3 separate regions of the Homo sapiens genome follow, and all the other regions are linked to region 1. Evidence: chromatin contacts called from ENCODE Hi-C or POLR2A ChIA-PET data. All regions are on one chromosome and are shown on one strand. The core of a region is the stretch at or near the end of the contact, and the rest is flanking DNA. Distances in the headings are between cores, read along the strand shown. Region 1 holds the start of BRIP1 (BRCA1 interacting DNA helicase 1). Region 2 overlaps VMP1 (vacuole membrane protein 1). Region 3 holds the start of PRR11 (proline rich 11).

Region 1 (4,707 bases), core at 530-3,029:
AGTCTAACAAATCTAGATTTGTATCCTTCACTCTGCCAGGTATTAGTTGTGTGACTTCGGGAAAGTTAGTTACCTTCTCTAAGCCACAGTGACTGCATGTACCCCATAGGATTGTGGTAATGATTAAGTGAAATAATGTGCAAATATGATAAAGTACATACCAGATTAAACATGAGCTCTTGTAACAGTTAGATCAGATGTAATCAACCTACAGAAACAAATAAGTTCCTGAGGCCTCTCTCTCTACAACTCCGTAGCATCACTCTTTCTCCAGTTCTTCCCCTTTGTGTTACCCCTTTCTGCAGTCCTCCAGTTAGAAGAAAAAAGCTGTTGACCAGAAGTCAGGAAGCATAGGTTCTATACCAGGTTTTGGTATACTGCCTGGTATGTTATCTTTGACTCAGGTATGTTATCTTTGACATATCTTTTTACTTCTCTAGTCTAAGATCCTTACCTGTGATAACCCCTAATTTAATTTAAAGGCTGTTATAAGAAAGAGAATGCCTTGGCACATAGTAGGCACTCAAAAATGTTATTTGAAGATCAGTAGAGTATTATAGAAACAGGATGGGCTTTGGAGTAAGGCAATCCTAAGTTTGAATTCCACTGTGTGAATCACTTAACTTCTCAGAGCTTGTTTCTCCATATATGGAATTGAAATACTACTACTTACCTGACAGGGTTTTTATGAAAATTAGCCAGGGCAGAATGTACCTAACCCAGGATCTGATACAGATGAGGATCACTTTAATCCTCACCTCTTCTAAACCACTTTTCTTAACCTAGGATCCACGGATGTAATTCAGAGACAATGACCTCTTGAAATTGCAAGCATAAGTTTCTGTACATGATTGCATTTTTCTGAAGAAAAAGTCCATAGATTTCTCTTCCCGTAAATATATCTCAAGGAAATCAAAATAGCGGGGGAAATTACATGCACTGTTATTAAATAAGGAATTATTTGCAGTCGTGGGAAAAAATTGTAAATTCAACCTGGGGACGAAGAGATGGTTAAAATAGCAATTCAATAGATTATGAAGCCAATAATAACATTCACCACTGCTTGTGTGCTCCAAAAGAAGAACCATTATTCTAGGGTATTTTCCAGCTCTAACATTTTGCGATTCTATCTGTAAAGCTCTGAGAATGAGGTATGGTGGAATCTAACCTCTTAATATGAATCAACAACTCAACGCTGGCCTAGTTACTCAGATATAATCTAGAAATCAGCCCGTCCTGTACCCCGGCTGTGGCAACAATAGTGTCAAAATGGGGTAGCTTCCCCCAAACATTGCATAAAGGATAAACACACCCCTCTGCCTCCCGCCAAGAATTAACGCAGCGCCCGGGCTAAGAACAGGCCTGCGCTCAAAGGAGGTAAGGATAGGCTCCCTCCTCAGGTTTTCTGCCCCGTATCTCCCTCCTCCCCCAGCCAGTTGAGATCCCCGAGACCCTGGTGATCCAGTCACCACCCATGGGCCCGCAGGCTGTGCAGAAGAACTCAAGCCCTTTCCGTGGACTTCCCTCCGACTTGCCTGTCTGGAGGGAAACCGAAGCAACGCTCTGAGCTCCGATTCACTGAAGAAAAGGAAAGGAAACCGACTTCTGAGAGCAAATAAAGCGGAGCCCTGGAAGAGAAGAAAGGGCACGAGCCCTTCCTCCTCCCTCTTCCTGGGGGTGCTGCTACTTCCCCGGCCTTGTGTGCAGGACTGGGGCCGCCGTTACCTTTCCTCGACCCACCAGACCCCTCAACCACACAACCCGAGACGAATTCCCGCCTCCCGCCCCCTCGACTCCCAGCGCCCAATAGCCCAGCGAGCTCGACCAATCACCCGCCAAGGCCAGGAATCAACCAGTCCCGGTGCGAGGTGAGGGGGCGAGAACTTCGGCATCCAATGGAAGTCTCCGAAAAAAAAAAAAAAAAACAAGGGCTCAAGGTACGCGGCGGAAGGTTGTCGCCACTCCAGCAAATCCCTAGTGTTTGTTTAAAGTAGAAAGTCGTCTCAGTTTGACTTTTGAAACCGGCGATAGAGTCTATGCAGCAAATTCCTTGGAAACTGGAAGTCTCATTCTTCACGTCCGTAGACCAGCGGAAAGGAAGTATCTTTAAGCTTTGCCAAGTTCTTTGAGCATTTATCAGTGCCACTCAATTTAAATTACCCAGCTTTGCAGTAGCCAGGATAGCGAAGACTCAGGCGGGAATTGCCAGACTGCTGAGCCAAACTTAAGTAAGAAGGCTCTGTGACATCGGGCTACAATCTATCTTTCATAATATTCAAGGCTTTCCCGGATGCTAAAATAAGCCAGAGACAAGCTCTCAGGGTCTCCAGTATCAGATCACTTCTACTTCCATTAAGGCTTATCCGCCTTCCATCCCTCCTAAGACCAGTTTATTATTTGCCAGTAGTACTTTAATTTACTCAAAGAAAAGGAGGTTCATCATGATCTTGCCAAATCATGTTATTTTTTTAAAAAATCTGTATAACCTAAACTTGGCTCAAATAATAATGTCTCCAAAAGGCAAAACCTCATACTGTTTCTCAAATTCAAGTAACTAGTTTGGGGAAGGAGTTTGCTGGGAAGAAAGAGCAGGAGGGGGCTAGTTGATTTGTTTGCCTCATTGTCAATTGTGATATATCTTACCAAAAATGACAAAACTTGTAGTCATAAAAATAAACTCTACCCTTTGACCTAGTAATCTGAGCTCCAGATATTTATCCTAAAGACGTAATCTAAACGAAAGAAAATGTGATACCGCAATTGACAATAATATCTATTGGTAATACTGAAAAAAATTATGAACTTCCCAGTCTAGTAATATGGAGGTGGTTATGACAGATGAATTCAATACATTATGAAGCCAATAAACTTATAAAAATTAAACTTGCAAGAAAAAATCCCATATAAGGTTAAGTGAAAAAAGGCAAAGCAAACCCCAAACTGGGTGTTAGGGATTCAGTAATGTGAAAATACATATGAATGAGCAAAGATGAAGTAATTTACTGTTAAGACAATGAAAGGAAGGATAATGTTTAAAAATAAATCCTTAAAAATACCTTCAAATTGTCATTTCTCTTTTATAATTTTTAAAACATCAACTCTTGGCCGGGCGCAGTGGCTCACGCCTGTAATCCCAGCACTTTGGGAGGCCGAGGCAGGCGGATCACCAGGTCAGGAGACCAAGACCATCCTGGCTAACACGGTGAAACCCCGTCTCTACTAAAAATACAAAAAATTAGCCGGGCGTGGTGGCGGGCGCCTGTAGTCCCAGCTACTCGGGAGACTGAGGCAGGAGAATGGCGTGAACCCAGGAGGCGGAGCTTGCAGTGAGCCGAGATGGCGCCACTGCACTCCAGCCTGGGAGACAGAGCGAGACTCCGTCTCAAAAAAAAAAAAAATCAACTCTTTTGAGTAACTGCTCTAGTATAACTACTCTCATTTTCCTCTCCTAAATTACTAAGAGTTTCAACTGGCTCTCACCTTGCATTGCCATTTAATGTATGTGGCATAACAGAAAGGGATACACGTAGGCCCTGGAGCCATACAGACCTCGAATACAGTCCCTTGAACCGTTCCCTTCAGGTTAACTCTAGTGGAATGAAACACAAAAACTACAGGTTCGTTTGATAAAGAATATGAATGTTTATAAACCAATATTCAAAATAGCTGCACACATCTGTTTTCACTTGAATAAAAAAACACATTGTGACAAATTTTATAACCTTAACTTAAAATACATGAATATTAACATTTACTAATATATTTACACATTTTATTTACATCATCAACAAATCTGATGAAAAAGAGCATATGTGATTATTTTAACACAGCAGGTTATGACCAGTCTTTGAATATTGATCCAGGAATGTGCACTGCATTTAATTAGAAAACATACTTTTAACTTTTTCTGAACTCCTAGGGCATATCTATTCACACAAAATATCGCAAGGCCTCAGTTTAAAAAAAAAAGGAGCAGTTGTATTTAATCTTAAGGGACTACAAAACTGCCTTGTTTAAAAATATGAAAATTCTTATGCTATTTTTAAGATACTTTTATTACTTTTATTTTTCACATCAAAATTACTTAATTGAACATTAAGCATCTAATAAAAAGTTATAAATATTCTATCACATGTGATACTATGCACTTCATGATTTGAAACAGCTACAAACTCATTCTCATAGAATATGAGGTAGGGCCAGTAGTAACCCCATTTTACAAAGGAAGAAAATGAGATGTGACTATTTACTAGTGAAAAGGCTAAAGTTAAATTTCATTTCTCAAAAACTACACCTTCTTATTAGCCTAATTTCTTTTACAAGTGAAGCGGTCTGGCCAGGTGCGGTGGCTCACACCTGTAATCCCAGCACTTTGGGAGGCCAAGGTGGGCAGATCACCTGAGGCCAGGAGTTCAAAACCAGTCTGGGCAACATGGCAAACCCCCGTCTTTACTAAAAATACAAAAATACAGGTGGCGCGTGCCTGCAGTCCCAGCTACTCAGGAGGTTGAGGCACGAGAATCCCTTGAACCCAGGTGGCAGAAGTTGCAGTGAGCCAAGATCATCCCACTGCACTCCAGCCTGGGCAACAGGGGAAGACTCCACCTCAGGAAAAAAAAAAAAAAAACACAAGTGAAGAGGTCTGTTTCAAGTGGGGGTGGGGAAGTGTGTGATTGAGGTATATCTCAGAGAGAAAAAAGGGAATTA
Region 2 (4,795 bases), core at 444-2,943, 2.0 Mb before region 1:
GGTAATGAGTTTTCTCGATTGTTCACAGCATCTTTTATGTCTGTCACAGGTCTTCTAGTCTGATCAGTGCAGTATTCACATTTATTATATATGTCTGTTCAGGCCTTTTGTACCTCCTTCAGTATTCATTAAAGAATCTTTTTTTTATTTTTTTATTTTTATTTTTATTTATTTATTTATTTTTTTGAGGCAGGGTCTCTGTCACCGAGGCTGGAGTACAGTGCAGCCCTGAGCTTCCTGGGCTCTCACTGTAGCCTCCTGAGTAGCAGGGACTACAGGCACATGCCACCATTCTCAGCTCATTTTTGTATTTTTTGTAGAGACAGGGTTTCACCATGTTTCCCAGGATGGTATTGAACTCCTGGGCTCAAGCCATCCTCCCATCTTGGCCTCCCAAAGTGCTGGGATTACAAGCGTGAGCCACCACACATGGCCTAGAGGACCTTTTTAACAACTTCACCCCTCACTGATCTCTCTTTTCTCCCTCCAATTCCTTCGGTATATATCTTCTGTACCAAAAACTTTAATATTGAATTGTAAATTATTTTGTTCACAGATCAGTTCGTGTGTGTGTGTGCGCACACATGTGTGCGCATCTGCCTATGTTTTGAATCCAAATCCCCATAAATGATTTTAAGTTCCTTGTGGGCAGTTTGGTTTTTTTTTTTTTTGGCTTTTTTCCCAGCAAAAGGAATCAATTAAGTATTTGGTGACTGATAGATAAAAAGGATTAAAGAAAAGAATCAGCCAGAAGTTAGGGATATGTTAGCATCTGATAAAATATAATAGCAAAAACTCTTCTATTCCTGCTTTTTGTTATAAAAAGCAGCAAGGAATTGTTCTAGAAAAGAAGTGAAGGCCAGTCGCGGTGGCTCACACCTGTAATCCCAGCACTTTGGGAGGCCGAGGAAGGGGGATCACGAGGTCAGGAGTTCAAGACCAGCCTGGCAAAGATGGTGAAACCCCATCTCTACTAAAAATACAAAAAAAAATAGCCAGGCATGGTGACAAGCGCCTGTAATCCCAGCTACTTGGGAGGCTGAGGCAGGAGAATCACTTGAACCCTGGAGGTAGAGGTTGCAGTGAGCCGAGATCAGGCCATTGCACTCCAGCCTGGGGGACAGAGTGAGACTCTGTCTCAAAAAAAAAAAAGTGAAGTGAAGTGAATTTGAGTCAGTGTACTTAATAGGACAAGCATTAGGCAGTGTTGCAAGTACATATCGGAATCTCTTTGGCTGGCTCTAAGAAAGAGTTTGAACTTATTTACCTCCTTAGCCCTATGTAACAGGTAAGAAACTAAAAGGTACAGAAAATAGAGATGTTTGATTTTTCTAAGTTGCCCCAAGCTACCGTTTTTAAAAACGCCTGCAAGCATGTCTAAAACAGGAGCCTGTTAGCTACAGTTGCCAAACCGGTTTAACAGCACTGCCTCCATGTATTCTGGGTAAGAAGGAGCTCCGAGTACATAAATTTATCAAAGATCACTATCCCAATCATCTCAGAACAAGCTGTTACTAATGTACTGGAGTTTCTGTGCAAACTGTCTACCATAAACCATGAAAGGATTCAAAGTTCATAGTTCCTTCTTTGTTCCTTTGTTAATCACTGACTTCTGACTAGTGGGAGGTGCCTCCCAAGTTTGCTAATGCATTCTTTTTGGATAAGGATGACGCACAGATTGTCCTAATAAGGACTTAGATTGAGAAAGACCGCCCCCTCTGAGAAGAGGGGACAAGTCAGAGAGAGGGCGGGCAGTTTCTTTTTTAACTAGGGATGACACAAGCATAAGTCATTTCCTTATTAATTGGTTCAAACCAGTTCTTACAGGAACTAGTGGTGATAAATGTGGGACTTCTGAGAAGTCATTCATTTTATTCTTTGTGCCATACCAGAGTACAGTATCAGCTGAGCTGACCTTACTCTGAGGACTAACTCTTTTGCTGGAAGCGGTTTCTGATTTACAGCTCTTGGTTTCTCCCAGACATGTTGGTGGGAGAGATTTTGGTTTTTAAGGGGTTGTTAGATGGAGTAAATTTTCTTTTTTTTTTTTTTTTTTTTTAACTAAAAAGGGGTCACAGAATTTCAGCAGTTCTCTGATTTTTATATTTTATTCCTCTTCCTATCCAATCCCTGCCTTTTGAGTCCAGGTGGTAAGTACATTTTCTTTAACGTTTTTCCTGCTTTTCTTCCCAAATGTGTCTTTTTCTTTGGGCTACTGTACCCTGCTTCCAGTGCTGTCCCCGGCATAGGTCCATCTCTGCAGAAGCCATTTCAGGAGTACCTGGAGGCTCAACGGCAGAAGCTTCACCACAAAAGCGAAATGGGCACACCACAGGTAAGACTTTAATCCGGTTTCTTCTCCCCTCTGGGAAGTTTCGGGCTGAAATTACATTCACAGCTCTCACTCACATTTTTAGGCAAATAAGTGAAGTTGGTTTGCCAGTGTTCCTTGACAGAAGTTGAGCGTCTGTGTATGCTCTACTGGGAAATTTGTCTTTGTCTTAGACTAGAAAGTGTAACTTCTGTACATCTTCTCCTAAAAACAAGGGTAGAGCCAATGGAAAGTAATGGTTCTGTTACATAGAATGAGTTGTTGCCTTGATCTTAAATGATGTATTGGTAGATATACTTCCCAAGTGGATTAAAAAGTTAAAACTTACAGCATAACAAAGTATTAGACTTACTGAGGTGACTTGAATATCTCCTTTTGATTTTCACTCTATTTTTCTTTTCACCCATGGGAAAATGATAATTTTTTAATAAACCAAGGCTCTTACCATAGCTGAACTTTAAAACTTAGACTGTCTTTTCTGTAAACGATTCTGAGGCAAAGGGAAATGACTAGAAGAGGATGAGTAAACAATAACCTGAAATGGGAAACTCGAGGGAAGCACAGGTTTTTTTTGTTTTGTTTTGTTTGGTTCGTTTTTTGTTCTTTGGGGTTTTTTTGAGACAGAATTTCGCTCTCGTTGCCCAAGTTGGAGTGCAATGGCGCGATCTTGGCTCACTGCAACCTCCGCCTCCCGGGTTCAAGCGATTCTCCTGCCTCAGCCTCCCAAGTAGCTGTGATTCCAGGCACGTGCCACCACACCAGCTAATTTTTTGTATTTTAATAGAAACAGGGTTTCACCGTGTTAGCCAGGCTGGTCTCAAACTGACCTCAGATGATCCGCCCGCCTTGGCCTCCCAAAGTGCTGGGATTACAGATGTGAGCCACCGCGCCCGGCCAGAGCACTGTTTTTTTTAATGGCCTTGCACTCTTCTTATGGACCTTTGCTGCCCTCAGTTGACCAAACATGACATCAGAAACAGATACATTTGTGTGTTTTAAAAACAGCTCCTAATACTGGAACAAAAATATTTAACTGTCTTGACAATACTCATGAGTATCTGCATGGCGACTTCAGAGTTGAGTTTAATCAAAGAGTTTATTCTTAGGTCCTAGTAGAAGAGCTAACCTCACACTCATCCCATTCTAAACTATGTGATTCAACACTGATTTTACATCCAACAAAGTGAAATCTTGATAGTTGGGTGTAAAAAGGAGAGTAATGGAGATTTCAGAGTAGTTGGGGTTGCTTACTTTTCATTTTTAATTCTTTAGGTTTTGTAAGTTACACACTTCAAGCATTATAGATGATCCTCTTTTTACTACTGAACTAATGAAGCCTTTTTCATTGCATTGTTCTGCATTTATTTCTACAGGGAGAAAACTGGTTGTCCTGGATGTTTGAAAAGTTGGTCGTTGTCATGGTGTGTTACTTCATCCTATCTATCATTAACTCCATGGCACAAAGTTATGCCAAACGAATCCAGCAGCGGTTGAACTCAGAGGAGAAAACTAAATAAGTAGAGAAAGTTTTAAACTGCAGAAATTGGAGTGGATGGGTTCTGCCTTAAATTGGGAGGACTCCAAGCCGGGAAGGAAAATTCCCTTTTCCAACCTGTATCAATTTTTACAACTTTTTTCCTGAAAGCAGTTTAGTCCATACTTTGCACTGACATACTTTTTCCTTCTGTGCTAAGGTAAGGTATCCACCCTCGATGCAATCCACCTTGTGTTTTCTTAGGGTGGAATGTGATGTTCAGCAGCAAACTTGCAACAGACTGGCCTTCTGTTTGTTACTTTCAAAAGGCCCACATGATACAATTAGAGAATTCCCACCGCACAAAAAAAGTTCCTAAGTATGTTAAATATGTCAAGCTTTTTAGGCTTGTCACAAATGATTGCTTTGTTTTCCTAAGTCATCAAAATGTATATAAATTATCTAGATTGGATAACAGTCTTGCATGTTTATCATGTTACAATTTAATATTCCATCCTGCCCAACCCTTCCTCTCCCATCCTCAAAAAAGGGCCATTTTATGATGCATTGCACACCCTCTGGGGAAATTGATCTTTAAATTTTGAGACAGTATAAGGAAAATCTGGTTGGTGTCTTACAAGTGAGCTGACACCATTTTTTATTCTGTGTATTTAGAATGAAGTCTTGAAAAAAACTTTATAAAGACATCTTTAATCATTCCAAAATTGTGTCCGTTTTCTTGAGCGTTTTGATTTTTTACTTTTAGCTTATACCAGCTGAATGGCAGCCTTGCCTAATCCACCTACAACAAGAATTTCTTAAGCTTTCTTTTATTTGCATGAGAGAGCCACTACCAAGGCATGTTTTGTTATGCTGAAACTGGGCTGCTGCATACTGCTAAATGGCACCTCTGGGATTGGCCTACCTGGGGATTTCTTGGTTTGTGAAAACAGGAGAGGAGAAATATCTCATACAAGTGAAAGGATACT
Region 3 (4,369 bases), core at 1,820-4,319, 2.7 Mb before region 1:
AATCTTATAAAATAAACTGGTCCACAAGTATAACATTTTTTTCTAGAAGCACATGGTAAATCTGAAGATGAGATGCACTGTCTTTTATTATCTAGTCAACACAAAGCAGTAATAATTAGAGCCATGATAAAAATTCATTTCTAAACCCTAATAATTATGGAAACAAACTAATAACCTGAAAGGAAAAAAAAAAAAGCTACCACTAATTTACTTGCAAGGATGTAAGAAAGGAAAAAAACCTCATTTCTTTTTTTCCTGTCTTCAAAAAGAATTTAAATACTACCCCATCATTCAAACAATACCTAAAAGTTTAAATGTCTGGCTACCTTATAATTTTCTAAAACCTACTTTTTCAAAATGTTTACTTCATCATTGTTCACTTAAAAGAGAATTTGTTCAATCTAAAGAAGTCCTGTGAGAATACTGACTCTACTGTAAAAGCCAGACGAAGTTTAAAAATTAGAAACAGCCAATTTGAGAAGCAAACAACCTGTTAAAAGCAGAATTAGCATCATTTAGCAGAAATGAATTATGAATTTAAGCAGAAATATCTATATCAGTAGGGAGGAATTCAGAATGGGAGAAGGGCAAGATAGTCTTAACATTTAAGCCTGTTGACAGAATCAAATTACAATGCTTAACATTTTGTTTTTTTTAAATGATAATAAAACTTAAAACTAAAAGTTCATTATTACAGGTTTGAAAATCTGCAGGAAATTCTTCCTTCTTCCCTCCCATTTCTCCCTACACTTCTCCAACCCCACACACACTGCACAAAGAAAATTTAAACACAAAATGCTAAAAGTAATTGAAAGCCTTCAAATTAAATTTGTATATGAGAGGCACTCCAATTCATTAGCACAACAGAAGAAAATAAGATATATCAAGGCCTCACTTTTTCTGGGGTGGGAATGGGGGGTGGGTGAGGTTTCTTCCAGGATCACCACCCATCCTTTCCAAGGAAGAAGTTAGAGACCCAAGATTCAGCTTGAAGAAAGCAGGGCAGGCACAAAGGATACCTAAGCAGTAATGCCAGGGAATGGCGTGGGAAGGAGGGACGGATTACAAACGAAGAAAGAAGTCTTTTACTTTTTTAAAACTTAATCTTTTTTTTTTTTGAGACGTTGTCTCTGTCGCAAGGCCGGAGTACAGTGACGCGATCTCGGCTCACTGCAACCTCCGTCTCCCAGGTTGAAGCGATCCTCCTGCCTCAGCCTCCCGAGTAGCTGGGACTACAGGCGCGTGCCATCACACCCGGCTAATTTTTTTATTTTTAGTATAGACGGAGTTTCACCATGTTGGCCAGGGTAGTCTCAATGTCTTGACCTCTTGATCCGCCCGCCTCGGCCTCCCAAAGTGCCGGGATTACAGGCGTGAGCCACCGCGCCCGGCCAATCGTATTTAACAGACAAGCAAACAAACAAAAAAAGACAGGAGCTCAGTGGCAGGCGCTTCCTCCAAAGTCCAGGTTTTTAAGGAAAGCAGCCCAACCTGGGAAAAAAAAAAAAAAAGAAAAGAAAAGAAAAAAAAGATAATGCTGAACGAAAAGGGCTGAAGACAGAACAAGGACACTAAGAGGAAAAAAGCGCGGGCGATCAAGCTGGTAATCTAAGGATGGGAGGGAGGGAATAAAGAGAACAAGTGAGGGACGGATCCTTAAAGAAAACTAGGACAGCCCCCCAGCTGGGCGCCCCCCGAGCAGGCCAAACACGCCAGCAACAACGGGAGTGCTTTCCAATTCTTCGCCCCCGTTTTCTACTTTCACAGATGAATGAAAGTGCACAACTCCAGAGCAGGATGCCTTTCCTGTCTCAATCCCGCCCGCGCTCCGGGAGCGGAGCTCGTGGTTACGATCCCCTTCGCTCACACCTCTTCCCTCACCCACGGTTTGCCACCTCCGGATCAAACAGAAACGGGTTCCTTGGCCGTTAGGAAGTTGTGCATACAAGTCTAGCATCCTTTCTCAGACTTTCTCGGCCCGCCTTTTAGAACGTGAGCGGGTTGGCCCTACAGGGATTTCTCCTCGCCCCCGTCAGTTTATTCCCCACCCCACCCTCCGTTCCCCTTTCTTGGAGTGTGAACCACCTCTCCCTTCTTGGGACGCTTAGGGACCGTTCCATTCACATCTTTTTTGGTACAAACACAGAATGCGGTCTGCACCCGGCGCAGTTTCGTAAGGGGTGTAAAGGTGAGGGCAAGGAACAAGGAATTCCAAAGGCCCCGCACCCTCAGCATCTCCCGCCATTTCCCTGACGAGTTTCCCGGATGTAACCCCTTACCCGAGGCGGTTTAGACACCAGACGGTGGCGGCTCCCTTTGGTGCAGGAGGAGGGAACTCGACTCTGGTCCAGCCTCCGCCGCCCGGAGTTTCCGGCGACTCCAAATTGTGCCCCACCTCCGAGGCCATGGGGGAAAAATAAACTACCCAGTAGATCTCCTTCACTTTGCACTCACCATCAGTTCCAGCTTATCGACCTCCGCCTCCATGTTGAATAGTTGACATTCCGCAGACCGCGGCGGCGCTTAAGCCGCAAGCCGTACTAGCACGGAGGGCCTCCATTGGACAGCTGTCACTCAACATCTCGCACTCATTGGCTCCTCCGTTCCACCGGCTCCCGCCCATTGGAGACTGGGTAACGCCCCTCTGCATGAGACACATTTTCCTGTTGGGCAAAGGCACAAAACGCCGCAGGAGGATTGGCTGCTGTGCAAATTTTTTTTTCCATTGGCTGCCCCCTCCTCTCTACTTTCAATTTTGTAGTTAGGGCTCTGCAGAGAAGAGCTTGAGATTGGTGCAATTGGAAGAAGAGCCAACCAATCACACCAGAGCTTCCACCGACAGCAGAGGGGACGTAACACACCTTCTTTCCCCTCCGGCTTTCCTTCCCCTTCTCTCCCGCCTTCTCCTTATTCATACCAGAAGCGCCTCAGCTCTGATTGGCTGGAGCTCTGTGCTATCTCAGCCAATCACAAGCCGGGCTGTGCTCCTACACCATCCGAAGAGCGAATCGTGCAGAGACCGTGTCTACGATTGGCCTCTCCCTGACAAGGATTTAATTTTGAATTTTTCTTTATGGCGTGGGAGAGGCCACAGCCCGGACTCCATCGACTCCCCCGGCTCTTAGACTAGTAAGTGCAGGAACGATTATTTCTTTGTTATCTGAGCTCGCGTCTTGAGTAGCTGGGCCTGTTGCTGCTTGTGTTTTTATGGTTTAGGGAGGTGGGGACTTTGGCTGGACACGAAGGGGAAATGGAAAGGAGGAAGGGGAGGTTTGGGGCTGGGGAAGAAGTGCTCGGCCTGGCTTCATCTTAACCATACTTCTATTTAATTAACACTTCGCAAGATACGTTTTGGAGCAAAGCATCTGCCTTCCTTTTGAACATTTCTTTACATATTTGCTGCTCAATGCAAGTCCACAGATCAGCGGCATCCGCATCTCTTGTTTGCTTGTTACAAATGCAAATTATCGGACTCCACCCAAATTTACTAAATCAGAATATACATTTTAACAAGATTTCCCTGAGTGATTTCTATGCACATTAAAGTTTAAGTTGGTACATTTCTTGACTGGGAATATTACTATGTTACTCGATATTGTCTGGCATGCTGTTAGAGTGTCAATTTTAAATGCGTGTCCTGTTTACTGAGTGCCTAATACTGTGCGGGATGAGACTTTAGGGAGCTGCAGTCTCTTTGGAAAAACAAGACAGAACAAAAACAGCAATGCTTAAAAAAAAAAAAGCATAAAACATAAAATTTAAAAAAAGCAAGTACCCAGAAATAGTGCTATGGGTGTTCAAGAAGAATCAATTGGACTGCTAATGGAAATTAAGTAATTGAAGGCTATTTGTGGAGGAGCGCAAGAGACTTCCATAAAAATGTGTTTTAGGAAGATGGCAATGAAATGCAACAGTCATTTCCGTTGCTGCTACAGCTTTGAAAGTACCCCAGAACAAAGAACTTTTCTTCTCTTTCTTTCTTTTTTTTTTTTTTCTTTTTTTGTGACGGAGTCTCGCTCTGTCGCCTAGGCTGGAGTACAGTGGCACAATCTCGGCCCACTACAACCTCAGCCTCCTGAGTAGCTGGGAGTACAGGCGCACGCCAGCACGCCCGGCTAATTTTTGTATTTTTAGTAGAGACGGGGTTTCACCCTCTTGGCCAGGATGGTCTCGATTTCCTGACCTCGTGATCCACCAGCCTCAGCCTCCCAAAGTGCTGGGATTACAGGCGTGAGCCACCACGCTCGGCCGCAAAGAACTTTTCATATCATTGGGTGGAGTTTTCACAGAAGCAGCAGCGCCAACTCCTGCAAAAGACTGTAATTCTTACTGTATTATTTATTGCATCTTCCTATTGGAAAATAGCTTT

Evidence for each region. A loop is a pair of places that touch in the nucleus more often than their neighbours do. ChIA-PET counts read pairs that join two places held with the same protein, here RNA polymerase II (POLR2A). Pooled maps may share reads with other maps.
Region 2: a pooled map shows a loop between it and region 1 (7-fold over the local background). The contact joins the enhancer-like site here to the promoter of BRIP1 in region 1. A Hi-C loop is called at or near these places in 3 of 50 pooled maps. POLR2A ChIA-PET finds 5 or more read pairs at or near these places in 2 of 52 experiments (Caco-2 and PC-3).
Region 3: a loop to region 1 is called in a pooled map, with 10 times the contacts of the local background. The contact joins the promoter of PRR11 here to the promoter of BRIP1 in region 1. A Hi-C loop is called at or near these places in 7 of 50 pooled maps.

The regions. Positions count from the first base shown.
Region 1 is chr17:61,861,749-61,866,455 of GRCh38, forward strand. BRIP1 (BRCA1 interacting DNA helicase 1) reads right to left here and starts at 1,780. Exons shown (of 20, transcript NM_032043.3): 1 at 1,536-1,780. It overlaps INTS2 (integrator complex subunit 2), which reads right to left. Exons shown (of 25, transcript NM_001351695.2): 25 at 3,619-4,707.
Region 2 is chr17:59,836,063-59,840,857 of GRCh38, forward strand. VMP1 (vacuole membrane protein 1) reads left to right here. Exons shown (of 12, transcript NM_030938.5): 11 at 2,233-2,335; 12 at 3,706-4,795. The coding sequence ends at 3,849. Among named protein-coding and RNA genes, the nearest start is that of MIR21, 2.8 kb to the right of the region's middle. RefSeq lists enhancers at 1,148-1,607, 1,189-3,526, 1,353-2,552, 2,058-2,787, 4,250-4,795. Within about 2 kb of position 1,694, at least 31 of the 41 ENCODE cell types and tissues checked have a DNase peak (open chromatin) inside an H3K27ac peak, as active enhancers do; they include PC-3, where a contact is called at or near this core.
Region 3 is chr17:59,152,677-59,157,045 of GRCh38, forward strand. PRR11 (proline rich 11) reads left to right here and starts at 3,070. Exons shown (of 10, transcript NM_018304.4): 1 at 3,070-3,129. SKA2 (spindle and kinetochore associated complex subunit 2) reads right to left here and starts at 2,510. Exons shown (of 4, transcript NM_182620.4): 1 at 2,455-2,510. The coding sequence starts at 2,487. RefSeq lists enhancers at 2,298-2,537, 3,198-3,247.